Linked DNA regions of Homo sapiens: region 1 is linked to region 2. Evidence: chromatin contacts called from ENCODE Hi-C or POLR2A ChIA-PET data. All regions are on one chromosome and are shown on one strand. The core of a region is the stretch at or near the end of the contact, and the rest is flanking DNA. Distances in the headings are between cores, read along the strand shown. Region 1 holds the start of PTF1A (pancreas associated transcription factor 1a). Region 2 has its middle 33 kb from the start of PTF1A.

Region 1 (5,105 bases), core at 13-2,512, 34 kb before region 2:
AAGTCCCCACCGTCCCCTCCCAGGAATCCGAGGAGCTGCAAGTCTGGCGGGGACGCGCGCCCTTGAGAGCCGCGGTCAACGTGGCAGAAAAATAAAAAAAAAAAAAAAAACGAGAAACGCGAGCTCGCATTCAAGTTTTTCCGTGCCCACCGACAATCCGTCGGTCCGACTGTCTGCTTGGCAGTCAGCTCCCCCAGCCCCTCCGGAGCCTTCGAGTGCCCGACCCCTTCTCCCTGAGCTGGGAAGCGGAAGCACTTACGGGTGCCCCGATGGCAGATGATGACCTTCTGGGCCTGGCTGCCCGGGCTGTCCCCGCCCAGGCGCCCGCCGCCGCCCGGCCCCCCGCAGCCGCCCGCGCCACCGCCGCGCAAGGGCAGGTCGGCCTGCACGAGCTCGCTGAGGAAGTTGATGTAGCCGATGGCCAGGCGCAGCGTGTCCACCTTGGAGAGGCGCTTCTCGTAGGGCAGCGTGGGGATGTGCGAGCGCAGCCCCTCGAAGGCGTCGTTGATGGACTGCATGCGCCGCCGCTCGCGCACGTTGGCCGCCTGCCGCAGCTGCTGCAGCTCCGCCTCGGAGCGCACCCGCCGCCGGCGCCGCGCCGCCGCAGCCGCCGCTCCGCTCAGGCCGCGCAGCCGCGCCCCGGGAGACAGTACTGCCGCCCCGGCGCACGGGTAGGCCAGGCACGAGGGCGGCGAGCCGGGCGAGTAGGGGAAGCCGCCTGGGGGCGCCCCCGTCTCGCAGCAGTAGCCGCCGCCGCCGCCGTCGTCTGGCTCACCGAGGCCCCCCGAGGACGGCGGGGCGAGCGCTAGCGGGGCGGCCGGGGGCGCGGGCTGCAGCAGCAGGCACGCCCCGTCGCGGTAGCAGTACTCGTGGAGCTGGTGGCTAAGGAACTCCACCTCGGCCTGCTCGTCCGCCAGCAGCTCATCGCCGTCCTCCAGGGGGTCCCGTGAAGACTGGTCGGTGAAGAAGTCGTCCTCGTCGAAGTACGAAGAAGGAAAGGCGTCTAGGCCCCCGGGGAAGTGCTCCAGCAACACCGCGTCCATGCTCGCCGCCGCAGTGGGCAGCGGGACTGCCGGGCTGCGCGTGTTAGTTCTTGGTGAGTTTCTAAGGCCCGTCCGAGCCCCTCCCTCCCGGGGCCCTGGCTGGGGGCAGCTAGGCGGCCGCCGGGCTGCCCGCCCCCGGGCCTCCCTGGAGTGCCCGCGGCCGCTGCGCTCTGGCCCGCGCTCGCGCTGCGCTGGGGAGGGCTGTGGCGGACTTCCTGGAGCTGAGGGCCGGCACGCGAGGATTCTTATAACAACATCCATAGGCGCGTGCCAGGGACCCATCGCGCCAGCCAATCAGAGCGCGGTGTGCCGGCGGCGAGGGGGCCCGGAGGCGCGGCGGTGGGCGGGGGTGGGGGGCGTTTTGCTCCCTTTGGGAGCTCCTGGGGCGAGGAAAAGGCGGGGTCGCGCGGCCCGGGGCTCCTCGCACCGCTCTCTTCCCTCTCCTCTGCCTCTGCATACTGGATTCTGTACCTGCCCCGCGTGCGGCTCCAGGGGCACCTGCGTCCCGCGGTGCCCGCTGCGTACCCGCGCGCGCTGAGCAGCGCCGGCTCCTTCCGCCCTGGGACTGGGGCAGCCGCGCGCCGCGTCTACACGCGGCCAGAGAAGTTCCTAGGGGTGCGCGCCGGTGGCCCAGACGGCGAGAGCGGAGCCCGCGCGGCGATCGTCCTCCTCCGCGGCAGCCTGGGCAATCTAAGGGTGCTGCCCTCAGGGACCAGGTGGGTGCATTCCGCCACCCCCTTATCCGAGGTGCGCGGGGCTCCGGCCTGGGTTCTGCTGGGGGCTTCTGTCCCATCTCTGGACTTTTCAAGGGCTTTTGCACAGTTTGCAGAGTATATGCGGGTGTCATTGGAAGGTGATCCGGGCCCACTCCCACTGCGTTCCAGACGCAACACGGGGGCTGGGAGCGCACCTATGGGACTCCGCTCTGGAGCCTGGCTGTGGTGCCTGGTGCGGGTCCCCAGCGACATCGGCTCAGTGGCTGCCTCCCCTGCCCTCCCCGGCCCGGAGAAAGGAATGGGGAGACGGGAGGGGCAGCCCCCAGAGCAGCTCAGCGGGGCGCGTTTCTTCTGAGAGCAAATCTAGACCCTAGGGATTCTGAGCAATAAACTGGATACAAAAGGAGTCCATTGAATCGTCTGCTCCGGCGCAGTCCGGAGGGAAGGCATTGAAGTTAAAGGGCAGAATGTGAATCGTTTTCAAAGCCCGAGTCTCTCACCTTTCCGACTGGCCACAGGGACCATCCCTGAATGACTTGTTTTTTTCTTTCTCGACCTTTCTTTTCTGAAAAAAAAAAAAAACACAAAACGTATGCAGCTCTGCCCCAAGACAGACTTTATCACAGACTGCGATGCAACGTGAATTCCTCTTTTTAAGAGCAACAAAGAAACACTTTCAAGGTCTGGGCAATTCCGGTTAAAAGCCAGGCTGCAGCTTCCACCCCGGGAGAGTTCAGAAGCGCAGCCATCGTGCGTATTCTCTCTACAGAGGACTGAAAGGAGTCGTCCTCCTGGGCCGCTTCCTTTTTCAGGCACTTGTCTCACTAGAGGCTTCTGTTGGGTATTCAGACGCCTCTCAAATTCCAAGTCATGCCTCTTCAGATTAGTGATTTAAATACGCTTCTTGGTTTTAGACATTGCACTGTAATTAACTGAATTGAGAACAAAGAGTTAAACCAAAAGATATATAAGGTTAGAAGGCCAGAGATTGCCTTACCTTGAACTGCCAACAACCCCAAACAATTTTAACCCAAGGACTGACTGGTTTTCAGTAGTTTTTTCCTGTGTTAGTTTCTCAGCCTTCACAGTGAAGGAGTCGTTCACTATTTGCATATCCTTAAAGGCAAATATGGACAGTTTCCCGGTGATAGAGCCTGAGCTGTGATTCTCTGCAATTAGATTTCTCTTTCTGACCTCAAAGGAAGGGAAGGGGTGTGTGTGTGTGTGTGTGTGTGTGTGTGTGTGTGTGTGTATCAAGGCCAGAGATCTAGCCAGCTAGTGATGTGCACCCTCCCCTTCCTCACGTAGACTAAAACTAAGTGGAAACATGCCCGTGCCCGTGGGTCAATGTGAAGACATGCAAGAGTAGCAAATTACCCAGCTTCAAAGCCTTATCGGAAATATTGACAACTATCCACTGCAGAGAAGACTAGAATTGAGCCTACAAAGTCTCTTTTCAAGAGGCTGAAAGGCTTTCTCTGGTGGCTCTCTAGACTGGTGGCTCTTGAGAAACTGTGTGTCATAGACATGTGGGTAGGTGGAGGACTGGGAGACAGGGGAGTGAGTGTGAATATATGGGTATCTTTTTTTTTCTTTTTTTGGGGGGAGGGTGGGGGTTGGGGGATAAAGTCTTGCTCTGTCGCCCAAGCTGTAGTGCAGTGGCACGATCTCAGCTCATGGCAACCTCCACCCCTCAGGTTCAAGCGATTCTCCTGCCTTGGCCTCCCGAGTAGCTGGGATTACAGGTGCCCGCCACTACGCCTGGCTAATTTTTGTATTTTTAGTAGAAACAGGGTTTCACCACGTTGGCCAGGCTGGTCTGGAACTCCTGACCTCGAGTGATCCACCCACCTTGGCCTCCCAAAGTGCTGGGATTACAGGAATGAGCCACCGTGCCCGGCTATATATGGGTATCTTTTTATTCAATATGATTTTAGCAATCCACTTCCACAGAAAATCATCTGACATTTTTGATGAGTTTGCAGAAGAGTTACAGAGAAATTCACGTTGAGCACCCAGTGAGCTCATGGGAAATTCATTGCTGCTAGCAAGCTTATTGTCTTATGAAGGGGGCAGAACTAGCCTGCAGGCTCTGGGTGGCTCCTAGGGGTGCATGAATGAGCATGGGATAGGAGGAACAGAAAACGTACTCACTTGTTTCAGACATAGCCCTTCCTACCCTTCCTCCTCCTCCTCCTCCCTCCACTGCCCTCGAAGTTTTTAAAGAATTGCTAGCTGTGTGCATACTGGCCTTGTTGAGAATCTAGGACAAGGCCTACAGACAGTGACACTGTGTCACACACACACACACACACACACACACACACAGGCTTTAAGTAAGACATGATCATTCTTTTCTCTTATAAAAAGAAGAAAGACTTCTCCGCTAATAAAGGAAATTTTCTCTGGGTCACTAGGGGTCACAACCATGTGGATGGCTGCCCTCTGCCACTGGAAGCAACAGGTTGGATGAGAAGACTGAACCTTACCTTGCCAGGCTAGAGCCCCCACCCCACCCCGCTCTCATTCCAGTCATGCCTTCCACACCCCTGGATCCTCTGGGCAGTTGGGGAGCCTGGAGAGGGGCTTGGTCACAAGGCTCCAGGAGTCTCAGAGAGAGAGAGAGAGAGAGAGAGAGGGAGAGAGACAGAGAGAGAGAGCGTGAGCGAACTCAGGCTTCTCACCACACCCTCACCTTGTAAAGAGCTCTGCCTCATTATAGAGTCGTATCTCATCCCCGGTGGGGGGCAGCAGAAGGAGCACTTGGTTCTTTCTAGACCCAATCCCTGGTGAGACCTCAAGACTTTTTCAAGTCTTTCAGCACAGGCTCAGTGCCACCCTGTTGCCTTGGGCCTGGCAGATTCCCAGGCTTCCTTCCGGCTGCTAGTAGGTCTTGTCCCATCTCCTAGGTTCTCAGCTGCAGGAGAGCTTCTGGCCAGGGCCATTGATGTTGAGCCTTGGTCTCATCTCTTCTGTCTCTGCCTGTCTCTTGTTATTGTTTTTAGAGACAGGATGTCACTCTGTCACCCAGGCTGGAGTGCAGTAGTTCAGTCACAGCTCACTGCAGTCCTGAACTCCTGGGCTTAAGGGAGCCTCCTGCCTCAGCCCCCTCAGTAGCTGGGACCTCAGATATGAGCCACCATGCCACCATGCCATACTGCGCTCTCTTATGCTTTCTCTCTCTCTTTCTTTCTCTCTCTTCCAGCTATCTCTCCCCATCAGGAGTCTTGGGGACTTGAATATTTATTCATTTCTTTCTCATCAAACATTTCCAGAGTCTTTTCCCAGCTTCTAGGAACAATGACTAGAGGGTTAGAGCCCAGGTCCCTGGCTTGTCCAGGATGAA
Region 2 (4,556 bases), core at 1,403-3,902:
AAGAAACCCCACACCTTGGCTGTCACCCCCAATCTCCTCATCCCCCCAGCTCCTGACAATCACTAATCTACTTTCCAGCTCTGTAGATTTGCCTCCTCTCGACATTTCATATAATGAGAATCATGCAGTGTGTGGTCCTATGTGACTGGCTTCTTTCACTAGCTTAATGTTTTCTAGGTTCACCCACACTGTGGATGTATCAGTACTTGATTCCTCCTTTTTTGCCAAATAATATTCCAGTCAGCAAGACCTCATTTCCCAGCAGTTAAATGTGGCTACATGACTAAGTTCTCCCCAAAGATGAGGCGTCAAGACAGTGAGTGTGCCTTCCCCATGTCTCTTTTGCCTTCCTGCTGGGTGCAGCCTGGACACAGTATGGCCCAGCCCCAGCCACACAGAGAAAAGGCCCTCAGGGATGGCAGAGCTCCACGATGGAAGATCTCAAGTCCCTGGATGACCACACGGAGCAGAGCTGCTCACTGACACAGAACACACACCCCAGACTATTACTTGAGTGAAAAACGCGTGCTTTTTGGTCTTTAAGCCATTATATTTGGAAGGGGTGTTCTCTTGTTCCAGTAGCTCAGCTTTTTGCCCTACCTAACACATTGAGGGAAGTAACATGTTACTCTAGTCAAGATTTTATTGGTTGTGAATTAATCAGCACACTTTGAGTATAGTCATTAAGCAGGTTGTGACCTGCATAACCATCCTGTCTCCATTCTCTGGTGTGGCTCTTTATGGTCTTACGGTTGTGTGCATAGGCTCTGGCATCAGGCTCCTGGGGTTCAAACCCCAGTCTCAGCTTCTACTACTCGTGTCCCTGGGCAAGTTACTTAATCCTCCTCATCCATCACCTTAGTTTTGCCAATTTAAAAATGTAGACACTTGTAGTGCCTATCCCCTGTTTCACAGCGCATTTCTGCAGATGAAATGAGTGAACACATCTAGTGCTTAGACCGAGACTGGCACCATGTAAATACCTGCTGTCTCTTAGTTCTTATTTATTATTTTACACCTTGTTCATAAAGATATCATTTATCCATAACATTGAATTACTCCTAGTGTGTGCATTGCATCCTGCTTGGTTCTGGGGCTAGGGAGAGTATTAAGACAAAATTCTTTTCTCAAGGAACTGACAGTTTAATAGGAAAGTCAGATTAAAAATAACTATGGAATTGAATTGGAGCTATAATATATTACAAAGTGTGTGCCACATAAGAGGAAAGATGTATTAGCCCCTCAGGTTGTGGGTAGAAAGGTAAGAGTGTCAAGAAAGAGGTTGGATTTTTTTTCTTTTTTTTTTTTTTTTTGAGACAGGGTCTCACTCTGTCACCCAGGCTGTAGTGCAGTGGCACGATCTCGGCTCACTGCAACCTCCACCTCCCAGGTTCAAGCGATTCTCCCACCTCAATCCCAGTTACCTCCCGAGTAACTGGGATTACAGGCACGCACCACCACGCCCAGCTAATTTTTGTATCTTCAGTAGAGACAGGGTTTCACCATGTTGGTCAGGCTGGTCTCGAACTCCTGGCCTCAGCCTGCAAAAGTGCTGGGAATACAGGCTTGAGCCACGGCGCCCAGCCAAGGATGGATATTTTAAGAACGTGGCTGAAATTCAGATACACCATTTTCCCAGCAGATCCTGGCCTTCAGAATGCCAATAATGGCAAATGCCAGTGGGCAAATGCTGTTGATCTGAACAGAGGGTCTCATAGGTCTGAAGCAGCACAGAACCAGGGAGGATGTGTTCGTCTAGAAACTTCCTAGCAGAGCTAACCCCCATCACAGCATAAGAAGAAACAGTCGGGCGCAGTGTCTCACGCCTGTAATCCCAGCACTTTGGGAGGCCGAGGTGGGCGAATCACAAGGTCAGGAGATCGAGACCAGCCTGGCTAACATGGTGAAACCCCGTCTCTACTAAAAATACAAAAAAATTAGCCGGGCGTGTTGGCAGGCGCCTGTGGTCCCAGCTACTCGTGGTCCCAGCTACTCGCAGTCCCAGCTACTCGGGAGGCTGAGGCAGGAGAATGGCGTGAACCCGGGAGGCGGAGCTTGCAGTGAGCCGAGATCGCGCCACTGCACTCCAGCCTGGGCGACAGAGCCAGACTCCGTCTCAAAAAAATAAATAAATAAATAAATAAAAATAAAAAATGAAAGAAGAAACAGTCACTGTCAAGGCTCCTTTGAAAGCAGATGCTTGAAATGTTCGTTGAAAATAGGAGAAAAGTGATCTGTTCAGTTGGGTAAGTTGTTTAGAATCCTAATTGGTTCTCGAATTCTCTCCCATCCCCTGGCAGGTCACTGTACTTGACCGGATTTTTTTCTCACTGTGTGTCCGCCGTTTCACTTTTTTTCCTAAGCCAAGATCTCTTTAATTATTCTATTCCCTATTAAGTGGGCAATTTTCACACTGTTAAAATACCTCGCCACAGCAGTATTATTTGTTTGTTCATAGTCTGTGGGCTAAGAAAATACGGAATGTGCATTTCTGGTGCTAGGATTACTTCTAATTTTTTAAGTGTCTCGGGTGGTGGGAGGGGAGGGAAGGGTGTTCAATGGGTTTGATTAAGCAGCTTCCCAAAGAGGAAAAGCAAAGCAGCAGTGAATGAAGGGTTCTAAAGCAGTCATTTGGCTCCCTCTGGTGGGCTCTTGCAGAACTCATCCCCCCCTCATAAACAATCCTGTCGCGCATCAACTCACTTATTTGGAAAATAGAAAAATGCAACGAAACAGTCTGTTAACACAAATCCTTGGCTAAATTCCAAGGATGAAGGAATTGACTGAGGACTTTAGGTCAATTTAGGCAGAGCTAAAGCAAAATTCAAGAGATACAATTGATTCAGTTCCACTCTATGCAAAATAGATATGGCATTTTAGCAATATTTGTATATTAATTTTGGTAGCTACCATTTTTCTTCCATAGTGCCTTAGTCTACAACACAAAGTCCATTCAATACATGTCAGGATCTTGCCTTCCCCCACCACCCCCCACAATTGCTCAAAAGACTTGTAAAGGTGAAGGTCGCCCTCTAATGGTTTGGATGAGTCACACATGTGAAATTTTTTGTCTTAGTTTAGACACCTCAAACAGAATCTACCGTTTAGAATTCGAGAACCCTCCTCCCACCGCTAATATTAGTTGCACATTTCTAGTTGGTTGATAAGGGATATTTAATAATTTTAAAACCACATTAAGTTAATGCATACTTTGCATTCCAACTCTGTGTGTGTGTGCGCGCGCGTGTGTGTGAAATTTCTAAACTACAGCTGGTCGGTGGGGTATGGATCACTGAGGTTTACCTGCCCTTGCTGTGGGAGGCGACAGGGGCTTTGCAGCTCAGCCCTGTCCTGACACAAGAATGCTGTGCCTCTCAGGTGTCTAGGGAGCCCACCCCCTGGACAACAGAAGCAAGTGTAGCAAGATCCCCCAAAGCTCCTGGGTGCTTATTTCCACCTGCGGGACCCTCTTCAGCCCCCAGGACTCTGCCCTCCCCGGTTGACCAGAGGACATTTCCTGCCTGCCTTTTTACGACGCTGCATAATTAATTACACGGGACCATCCGGTGCCTGGAGCTCACCGCTCATTATGATGACAGAGTCATGGGCCGTCAGGCAGGGGCATTTGTTTTTGGACGCACTTGGCTGCCCATAGTCCTTGACTCTAGTGTGCTTAGTGTGGCGGTGCAGTGAGGGCGTTCAGAGGCTGAGTTCTGCTGATTGCAGCAAGATGGACCATTCGCATCAGCTCAAGGTCATCTCGTGGGTGACCTCGCAAACCCAACCACCTGAGAGTTGGTCGCTCACGTTTAATGTAGTTCTTCCATTTTTAAAAATGTTTTGAAAGTACCTATCATGCACAAGGCCTTGTGCTGGACACTGCAGGAAGTTAAGATCAGTAAAAAGTCCCTAGTGGTAAGGAGTTTCCTTTCTAGTCTGGTAGAGAAGACAGGTTGTGCATTAAAGGCAAAATCCTTTGATCCACACAAAAGAAGTGCGCAGACCTGCACAGCACTGCTGTTTTGCTGTATTGAATTGTTCACAGGCCTGTGATTCCTAAATGAAAGATATTTTAATAGCTAGTTGGTTTCTTTCCCTTTCTTTCTCTCCCCTCATCCCTCCCTGCTTCCTTTCTATTTTTCTTCCTCCCTCTTTTCCTCCTTTCCTCTCTTTTTGTTTTTTCTCTTCCTTCCATCCTCCCTCCCTTCCTCTCTTCCTTCCTGTCTTCCTTATTTCCTTCCTTCCTGTCTTCCTTATTTCCTTCCTTCCTGTCTTCCTTAATTCCTTCCTTCCTGCCTCCCGCTCCTTCTCCCTTTCTTCCCTCCCTCTCTTTCCTTCTCCTTTCCTTTCTTTCCTTCTCCCTTCCTTTCTTTCCTTCTCCTTTCCTTTCTTTCCTCCCTTCTCCTTCCCTCCTTTTCCTTCTTCTTTCCTTCCTTCCATCCTCTCTCTCTTTCTTTTCAACAGGCACAGTGCCTGGCACGCTGTAAGCTTGTATTGACCAGAACAAATACATAGGAGGAAAATGGGGTTGGCTCTGGAGAAGGGCCGGCTCACAC

Evidence for each region. A loop is a pair of places that touch in the nucleus more often than their neighbours do. ChIA-PET counts read pairs that join two places held with the same protein, here RNA polymerase II (POLR2A). Pooled maps may share reads with other maps.
Region 1: a map of breast epithelium shows a loop between it and region 2 (26-fold over the local background). The contact joins the promoter of PTF1A here to the enhancer-like site in region 2. A Hi-C loop is called at or near these places in 2 of 168 maps with a recorded cell type or tissue (breast epithelium and naive thymus-derived CD4-positive, alpha-beta T cell), 4 of 37 single-sample maps with no recorded cell type and 3 of 50 pooled maps. POLR2A ChIA-PET finds 5 or more read pairs at or near these places in 1 of 52 experiments (WTC11).

The regions. Positions count from the first base shown.
Region 1 is chr10:23,188,469-23,193,573 of GRCh38, reverse strand. It overlaps PTF1A (pancreas associated transcription factor 1a), which reads right to left and starts at 1,262. Exons shown (of 2, transcript NM_178161.3): 1 at 260-1,262. The coding sequence starts at 1,043.
Region 2 is chr10:23,156,652-23,161,207 of GRCh38, reverse strand. No RefSeq gene overlaps it. Among named protein-coding and RNA genes, the nearest start is that of PTF1A, 33 kb to the left of the region's middle. RefSeq lists an enhancer at 3,734-3,923. Within about 2 kb of position 2,652, at least 2 of the 41 ENCODE cell types and tissues checked have a DNase peak (open chromatin) inside an H3K27ac peak, as active enhancers do.